2 separate regions of the Homo sapiens genome follow, and region 1 is linked to region 2. Evidence: read pairs that join two places in POLR2A ChIA-PET (ENCODE). Cell type or tissue: PC-9. All regions are shown on one strand. Region 1 overlaps DKK1 (dickkopf Wnt signaling pathway inhibitor 1). Region 2 has its middle 29 kb from the start of LNCAROD.

Region 1 (5,000 bases), 180 kb after region 2:
TAGATATAATAATAATGAAAAGGTTTCCTTTTTTTTTTTTGAGACGGAGTCTGGCTCTGTCGCCCAGGCTGGAGTGCAGTGGCGCAATCTCAGCTCACTGCAAGCTCCGCCTCCCGGGTTCACGCCGTTCTCCTGCCTCAGCCTCCCGAGTAGCTGGGACTACAGGCGCCCGCCACTACGCCCGGTTAATTTTTTGTATTTTTAGTAGAGACGGGGTTTCACCATGTTAGCCAGGATGGTCTCGATCTCCTGACCTCGTGATCCGCCCGCCTCGGCCTCCCAAAGTGCTGGGATTACAGGCGTGAGCCACCGCGCCCGGCCGAAAAAGTTTCTAAAATGTGACATGGAAACATGAAATGATCACATGCTGTTGGAAAAAATGACACGAATAGACTTGCACAATGCGAAGCTGATACAAACCTTCAATTTATAAAAAAAAAATCAAGTGAAGCACAATATAACAAGATATGCCTCTATCATTTTCTGCTTTTAATTTGAACTTCGGAGTATCACAGATATGTGAAAAGTTTCCATACAGGATGCTTTTTAAAAGTATTTTTTTTGCTCATCAGGAGAAAGATTGTGAAATATTATAAAACGTAATATGAATTTATCAAGATAAGCCATGTTTGATGCCTTCTGCCAATTTTACTTTTTACTATAGAATTTGTTCAGCAGTTTTAAACAGCAGGGTGTTCGTTATCATTGCCCTTGCAAGGTAATTTTTCATATGCTAATATTTAGGGTCTATGTCACATTATTAGGATTTATAAATTTTTGGCAAAAAATCCACCGTGTTTGTGAAAGGTATTATTTACATTATTTGTAATGTATTATTTGTATTATTTACTTTAATTGAAATCTAATGGAACAACTATTGCTGGAAACAAAATAATATCCTTATTTTGTAATTTTTTGGTAAAAAATCACTGTAGTTTGTGACATCTGTAATTTTTTCAGACAAAATATGTCTCAAATATATCCTCTTCAATTGCGTTGCCACCTAACACAGTAACTGTTGCTGAAAATAAAAAATTGTAGTAGTCTATTTTTTCTGGGTAAGAAATTATATAACCAAAAATCAGAAAAATCCTCTTCCTAGCTACCCCCAAATCTAGCCACAGTGGGATATTACTTATTTTCTCAATATATTATGTATTTTTATTTTTATAACTCCATAATTTTGCTCACACTTCTTCCTCTGTCTCCAATAGGAAGGAAACTCTTTCTCTTCTTTTCTACCTTGTAAATGCCTTCTCATCCTTCAAAACTAATTTGTGATAGACCTGAGATGTGGGATTTGTCCCTACACATTCCTCTTGTAGAACTACTATAGTTCCTATTACAGGCAGAATGGATATAGACAGCTGTGTTTATATATTACGAACTGAGTAGCTATGCTAGACAATTGAACCAGAGATGGACCCCTGATTAAAGATAAGCTAATCAGAACCCTCACCCAAGATTTTGGAGTAGGAGTCTCTGAAAGGCTAAGCAATTTACTGAGCAGAACTGCACTGGATGATTACATATACTGGGGACAGAATTTTGCTTGTCAGCATGGCAAGTGATAGACATTGCAAATTACAATGGAACAGAAATCACAAGTGAGTCTGCAGAATGCTTTCCGTCCTGATTTTTATGAGCGGTATCAACCCATGTCTCCTTTTTGCTTTTTCTAGTTTAAGTGCTTTTTCTTCCTTGAAATAAAAGCGCAAGAGAAGGTGATGGTTCAAATACTACCTCTTCTCTGAAGCTTTTTCTGAGCAATTACAGGCTGATTTAATTAATTTTAATCTGTTGTCAGGTATTAATGTATGTAAGATAATACGACATAATATAATATATACATTTCATTGTCCAGTAGTAAAGACCTAAAATTGAGTGCCTACATTGAGCTAGACATAATAGTATTCTGATGCATGCGTTAGTCTCACATCTACATTACTGAGGGAGCCATGACTCAATCCCAAATCTATCCAATTCTAGAGACTGTTTCTAACCACTATACTAAATCAACTTCCAGCACTAATGTTCATCATCTCCCTTGCTAAAGACTAAGTTCTTTGAAGTTAAAGGCCAATATTATATGCATCTTTTCAAATGCTAGCATAGTGCCCACTGGATGTGGCAGACTAAATAAAGGTATATGGAATTAAAATTTCTTAGCATTACCTAGATTGTAGTCCTAGATTTTTGATGTGATTAACTATTTCTAAGCTGTCAACCCTTACACTCAATATATAAAGGACCACATACGTACACACACTTTTGTACAAACATTGAATGCTTAAATTACGAGATTATTTTCTTCTTCTTTAAGGTAAAGATAAGGTATTTCTTTTATATTTTAATATTGTCCTCAGAATAGTATTTTAGAAGGTATGAAAATTGCAATCATAGAACTCAGTGGAAGACACTTTATAAGCCTAATGGTAGTATTGTCTATTTTTCTCTAAGACCGTAAAAGAAAGTTGGTAGTATGATAAAGTTTGATAATGTCACCAATTTAAAAGTGAAGGGCCAGGCTCATTCTTATCAGTAGATTAGACAAAGTTTGAAATATTCAACTCTTCTAGCAAAACAAGAAAAGGGAGTGGTGAGAAAAGGCTTGTGATTTTATTTAATAATAATTTCAAAATCAAAGTAATTAGAACAAGTCTAGCTTTAACTGAATGCCAGAGATTACTGTTCACTGTGAAATTGTTAGGATAAGCCTGTATTTCCCTTTTTCTCCTTTGATACAGTTTAGCAAGAGCTTAATCATCACTTGGTCGGTGATAAGCAAGCATCTTGACATTTTGCTCATACCAGAATTTATGAGTAGCTACAGAAAGCATGCGTTTTGTACTTTGCTTCAAATATGAGTCATCCTATAACTATACTAGTACATGAACATAAAAATTCTATACTCATGACACATTATTTGTTAGATCAAAAAATCTGGAAACAACTTAAACGTCACTGGTTAAAACAATTATAGTATTGCCATTCTGACATACTACAAACTTAATGTAACCTTTAAAAAGAATGAGTCACCTCTCTATGTATTATATAAAATGATCTGCAAGACGCATAGAGTAAAAAAAGCAAGGTGCAGGACAGCGTGTAGAGTATACTAACATTCGATAAAATATCTTGTGAAATTTTCCCAGATGCATGTATTTTCCGTTAAAATACATTGTTTAAAAGTCACACAGCAACAACAACAGACATTTTAAACAATCATTACCCAAATTGTTCTAGATTCCTTAAATAATCCTCTTTTGAATTTGTATTTTATCTGATTTCCATCGTCTAGCCTCTATTACTAGCTAATAAAAACCTACAATTTTCTTGGTATTTTCCACCTTTATAAATATGAAGAATTCTTTTTAACAGAAATCCCTTCCTAATTTCTCAGCTGGATAGGAAGAAGAGGCATCCCTCTGGTTGGTTTTGTATTCTTCCACACATCTCTCATCTGGAGATGAGAAGCAAGAAAGGCTGTCACTAGGGTCAATGTACTGAGGTCCGTTCCTGTAGAAAGGAAGGGATCCAATAACCAAAGCCCTTTAAAAGTTTGCTTCTTTCCCCACTTAAGCAGAAGGCTCTTCTTTCTTCTTTTTGGAGAAAAAGTTTCCTGTTTCCTTTCCTTTATTGTGCTTTATTGGACATGGCAGGCCTTAGAATTGGCCTTTCTGGCACTTCAGAAAACAAGCGCATGTAGAAAAAGAAAGTTTCTCCTGGGTGAGGAAGCTGAGACTTCCAGACAAAAGGAATGTAACAGCAGACATCCTGCCAGTTCCTCTTTCAGTGAAGAACCAACCAAAGCTTGTGTCCCACTGGTTGAGACCCTTGAAATTGAACCACTTCCAGAAACACAAAAACAACAAACGGTCTAGTACATCTGCGTTATTTAAGGAAATATTTGCACGATTGATCAGTCACTACTATCCTTTGCAGGCCTGAAATGCAGCATTTTGTGGTTTGGGTGCAGACTTTAGAATACTACAGAAAAAGTATAAATTGGGAAGTTTGCTTTCCCTTTTCCTCAGTATAAACAATATGAAATCTGGCAAGTACAAATGCAAAGAAAATTTAGATTTTATTCCTGTGGGTTTTCTTTAAAATACTGTATCCGTATCCTCATTCCAATCAATAGATTTCAGGTTAAACAAAACTTGAAATATGAAACTCACCTAGCAAGAGAAAAAAAGAGTGGAATGAGGAAGGATTTGTGATTTTTAATTAATAATTATTTTAAAACCAAAATAATTAGAACAAGTCTGCTTTGCATGCAGTAGTACTCAAGATACTGCAAATTATTTTGTTTGGTACAAAATCTGCATGTATTTGTTAACTGTATTTATGGGCACACATCCTGTTCCTGCCAATCACCAAGTACTTTGGAGTATTATTTTTGTGGATGATTTTCTTCCTTGTCCGAAAAATATTGACCATTTAGGTAGGTATTATTAATTTATTGGAAACTATTTTTGAAAGTAGTAATGTAAGATTCACTCTCATTCTGCCATGATCATTTGAGTTTATCAATGCAGAACACGTCTTTCTTTAAAGTTATTCTAGAGCTGATCAATATTGTCTTATATTTAGACACTGTCTTTTCTCTGATCATCTTTAAACATATCACACTTCCGTTCTTGTAGAACACACACATACGTACACACACACAAACCTCTAAGATCACAATCCCAAAATGTATGTCTACTTATAACATTTCATGATATTAAATGTTAAATTTTATTTCAAAAACTATCACAGCCTAAAGGGAAATATAATTTAAGCATTAAGATAGTACATTTCAGAAAATAAGCTAGTATTTTCATGTTACATTTTAGGTACCTATCATTTGTCATTCCAAGAGATCCTTGCGTTCTAGACTCTAGAATTAAATGGGGTAAAGGGTTATGCTTTTAAGAACTATAAGCTGAAATGATTTACTTCAGTTCAATATAGAATATTTGTCAGTCAAGATAACAATCAATGTGTACAAAAAT
Region 2 (5,000 bases):
ATTTTGTGTATCCATTCACCTGTCAACAGACATTTGGCTAGTAATATTGTGATATTGTAGATAAGGCTTCTATGAGCGCTCTGCACAAGTCTTTCTGTGGGTTTATGTTCCATGTTTACAATGCAGCTTTGCAGCAACCATAGTACATATATACTTGATTAGAAAGATGGCCTTAAGATGCTCCCCAGAGTATACTCCATAGAACATACAGCCTTCCATGTCTATGTTCTGTTAATAATTTTTTAATGATCATAAAGCCGTACGAGGTGATCTTGAACAAATATTTGAGAAATGGCGAAGAAAATTGGAAGAGAAAGTTCTGATATTCTAAACAAGAGAACAAATACATTGCAGAAACTATGAAAAAGTAAGAATAATGTTAATTCCCAGGAAAAATACTAGATCCAAGTGTAAAAGGTTGCAGAACATTATGTCAAGTTGAATCTCATTTTATGATTTATAAATCTTATTTTATACAAAGATTTAAAAACCTTTATTAATATTTATGCAATGAGATTCAATTTGACATTATGTATAAGATAATGTAAAAGATATATGTGTGTATTTTACATGCATAATATATGTACTTATAAATGCATAGAAAAACTTCTAGTCTACATAAAAACTCTGTAGTGTCTTCTCTACACAAACTGGGGAATCTAGAGGAATTACATTTGTGACCCATAAGAAAAAAAAACTTACTAAAATATAGCATGTGCTCATTAAAATTTCTGTCTAAAATAATCTGTTTCCTATCATACTAAGTAGGACAAGGCAATGTATCTTTAATTCATTCCAATTCAAAAAAAAATTCAACAAATGAAATGGTGTCTTGTCACACCCTGGTAGATGAAGTAAGAATTTGTGAGGGCTCTTCCTTGGACCACATCAATTGCAAACGAGATCTCTGCAAGTTTTTCACAAGGCTTTGCACTGGGAGAAAGCAGCACACTTAAAGACACAGATAAAGTCAGAGAATTATAAACAGTCAGATAAAGGTTCTGAAACTGTTCCGAAGATGAATAGTTGCAAAACTGAGAATGTTCTACATGAAGAGAAAAATATTTAGATGAGCCTTTTTAAAAGTATTTCAATGTAAGTTATACTACAAAGGCAAATACTTATTTTTGCGGTGGTGGTTCTTCCAGAGGGCAGAAACAGAAACAGTGGTTAAAATTTAGAATAAGGCTGATTTGGTTAGATATATTAAAAATTTATAACAAGTATAAATGTTCCAGCAATGAATTTTCTTGCTTCAAAAAGTATCATATTACTTACCTGACAATATCTTTTGAAATTCAAATTAGCATGCCTTTTGACAAAGAATTTTTACTTCAAGGACTTTATCTTCAAGCTATCGCACACATATTTTCAAATACATGTGTACCAACATGTTGGTTGCAGCATTGTTTATAAAAGCCATCTAGAAATCAGCAATCCAGAGAAGACCTACAGACCCTCTGAAGGAAGTGGACTACTCCTGAAGGACCCAGGAGACCCCCCAAAACTCTAAGTGCCCCAACTGCAGAAGTGGGAAAGGGAGACCCTCCTCTCCCAAACACACACCCCCACTGGAGACGCTGAAGGTCTGTTTGCAGGAGAAGTTTATGACCTTACCTGGAGCTGAGTCCATTTGGAGAGCCGAGTGAAATACAGGGGTACAGAAAGCAGCAGAAAGGCCCTGGGAGCTCGCGGGGTCCTGTAGCAGGCCATTCCTGCCTGGCAATACAGGGATCCAACGGGAGAGGAGCAGGGGGTAAAACTACACAGGGAGAAGCAAATCTCTAACTGAACTTCGTAACAATTTGAACAGGTGAGAAGCCTTCTGGCCAGCACTCGGGGGAGGATGTAAATCCGGTGTGCAGACTCCTTAGGCAGGGAAAGAACCAAGCCCTTTTCTTTCACAGCTGGGAGGCAGATAGCCTGGGGTATGTTTTCAAGCCTGTATCGCTCTCCAGCTGGAAATGGTCTGGGGGCTATTGATGGGGCACAATGGGAGTGAGACCGGCCCTTCAGATTGCGTGGGAACTGGGTGAGGCCTGTGACTGCCGACTTTCCTCAACTTTCCTGACAACCTGCATGACTCAGCAGAGGCAGCAATCATCCTCCTAGATACACAACTCCAATGACCTGGGAATCTCACCCCCATCCCTCCCAGCAGCCGCGGCAAGACCTGCCCAAGGAGAGGCTGAACTCAGACACACCTAGCCCCGCCCTCACCTGATAGTCCTTCCCTACCCACCCTGGTAGTGGAAGACAAAGGGCATATAATCTGGGAGTTCTAGGGCCCTGGCCACTGCCAGTTCCTCCCCATAATATCACAGCTGATACTCTCTGGAAAGTGCCACCTTCTGGCAGGAGGCCAACCAACACAAAAATAGAATATTAAACCACCAAAGCTAAGAACCCTCATGGAGTCCATTGCACACCCCCCACCATCTACACCAGAATGGGCACCGGTATCCATGGCTGAGAGACCCATAGAGGTTAACATCCCAGGACTCTGTGCAGACAACCCCAATATCACCCCAGAGCTGGGTAGACTCGCTGGGTAGCTAGACCCAGAAGAGAGACAACAATCACTGCAGTTCGGCTCACAGGAAGCCACATCCACAGGAAAAGAGGGAAAGTATTACATCAAGGGAACACTCTGAGGGACAAAAGATTCCAAACAACAGCCTTCAACCCTAGACCTTCCCTCTGACAGAGCCTACCCAAATGAGAAGGAACCAGAAACCAACCCTGGTAATATAACAAAACAAAGCTCTTCAACACGCCCCCGCAAAATCATACTAGTTCACCAGCAAAGAATCCACACTAAGAGGATATCCCTGATTTATCCAAAGATAAGACGAAGGACAGAATCTTAAGAGCTGTGAGGCAGAAGCACCAAGTAACCTGTAAAGGAACACCTATCAGATTAACGGCAGATTGCTCAGCAGAAACCCTACGATCTAGAAGGGATTGGGGCCCTATTTTCAGCCTCCTCAAACAAAACAATTATCAGCCAAGAATTTTGTATGCAGCAAAACTAAGCATCATATATCAAGGAAAGATACAACTGTTTTCAGACAAACAAATGCTGAGAGAATTTGCCCTTACCAAGCCACCACTGTAAGTACTGCTAAAAGGAGCTCTAAATCTTGAAACAAGTCCTGGAAACACATCAAAACAGAACCTCTTTAAAGCATAAATCACACAGGACCTATTAAACAAAAATACAAGTTAAAAAGCAAAAACAAAAAACAAAAACCCAAAGTACACGGGCAACAAAGAGCACGATGAATGCAACGGTACCTCACATTTCAATACTAACATTGAATGCAAATGGCCTAAATGCTCTGCTTAAGAGATACAGAACCTCAGAATGGATAAGAACTCACTAGCAAAAGATCCACACCAAGAAGCATGATAATAAGTCAATAAATGTGATACACCACAGAAAGAGAATTAAAAACAAAGATCACATGATCATCTCAATAGATTCAAAAATGTATTCAACAAAATCCAGCATCCTTTATGATTAAAACTCTCAACAAAATCGGCATACAAGGGACATATCTTAATGTAATAAAATCCATCTATGGCAAACCAACATCCAACATAATGCTGAATGGGGAAGGGTTGAAAGCATTCCCTCTAAGAACTGGAACAAGGTAAGGATGCCCACTCTCACCACTCCTCTTCAATGCAGTACTGGAAGTCCTAGCCAGAGCAATCAGACAAGGGAAAGAAATAAAGGACATCCAAATCAGTAAAGAGGAAGTCAAACTGTCACTGTTTGCTGATGATATAACCGTTTTCCTTGAAAACCCTAAGGACTCTTCCAGGAAGCTCCTAGAGCTGATAGAAGAATTCAGCAAAGTTTTGAGGTACAAAATTAATGTACACGAATCTGTAGCTCTTCTATACACCAACAGTGACCAAGCAGAGAATCAAATCAAGAACTCAACCCCTTTTACAATAGCTGCAAAAAGTAAAATAAAATAAAATAAAATAAAATAAAATAAAATAAAATACTTAGAAATATACCTTTGGATGCAGTCCAAAGACCTCTACAAGAAAAACTATGAAACACTGCTAAAAGAAATAATAGACAACGTAAACTAATGGAAACACATCCCATGCTCATGAATGGATAGAATTAATATTGTGAAAATGAACATACTGCCAAAAGAAATGTACAAATTCCATGCAATCCCCATCAAAATACCACCATCATTCTTCACAGAATTATAAAAAAAAATTCTAAAATTCATATAGAACCAATAAAAAGCCTGCATAGCCAAAGCAAGACTAAGCAAAAAGAGAAAATCTGGAGGCATCACACTACCTGATTTCAAACTATGCTATAAGGCCATAGTCACCAAAACAGCATGGTATTGGTATAAAAATAGGCACATAGACCAATGGAACAGAATAGAAAACCCAGAAATACACCCAAGTACTTACAGCCACCTGATCTTTGACAAGGCAAACAAAAACATAAAGTGGGAAAAGGACACTCTTTTCAACAAATGGTGATGGGATAATTGGCTAGCCACATGTAGGAGAATGAAACTGAATCCTCATTTCTCGCCTTATACAAAAATGAACTCAAGGTGGATTAAGGACTTAAACCTAATACCTGAAACTATAAAAATTCTAGAAGATAACATTGAAAAAACCCTTCTAGACATTGGCTTAGGCAAGGATTTCATGACCAAGAACACTTGCAAAAGCAAATGTAGTAAAAACAAAGATAAATATCTGGGACCTGACTAAACTAAAGAGCTTTTGCATGGCAAAAGGAACAGTCAGCAGAGTATATAGACAATCCACAGAGTGGGAGAAAATCTTCACAATCTATACATCTGACAAAAGACTAATATCCAGAATCTACAATGAACTCAAACAAATTAACGAGAAAAAAACAAATAATCTCATCAAAAATTGGGCTAAGGACATGAATAGACAATTCTCAGAAAGAAGATATACAAATGACCAACAAACATTTGAAA

The links. Peaks named below come from ENCODE experiments on the same cell type or tissue, not always from the same donor. Only the 100,000 strongest peaks of a DNase experiment are listed, where the experiment ranks them.
Region 1: POLR2A ChIA-PET joins it to region 2 with 7 read pairs; 12 of 35 experiments call an interaction of 5 or more read pairs at or near these places.

Annotation. Positions count from the first base shown.
Region 1 is chr10:52,317,106-52,322,105 of GRCh38, reverse strand. It overlaps DKK1 (dickkopf Wnt signaling pathway inhibitor 1), which reads right to left. Exons shown (of 4, transcript NM_012242.4): 4 at 4,449-5,000. Among named protein-coding and RNA genes, the nearest start is that of DKK1, 5.3 kb to the right of the region's middle. RefSeq lists an enhancer at 2,643-3,842. In PC-9, no CTCF peak of the experiment used is centred here; a DNase peak (open chromatin) is centred at 2,875; H3K4me3 peaks cover 1,871 bases; H3K27ac peaks cover 3,635 bases.
Region 2 is chr10:52,496,622-52,501,621 of GRCh38, reverse strand. No RefSeq gene overlaps it. Among named protein-coding and RNA genes, the nearest start is that of LNCAROD, 29 kb to the right of the region's middle. RefSeq lists an enhancer at 1,247-2,446. In PC-9, no CTCF peak of the experiment used is centred here; a DNase peak (open chromatin) is centred at 2,141; H3K4me3 peaks cover 1,487 bases; H3K27ac peaks cover 1,491 bases.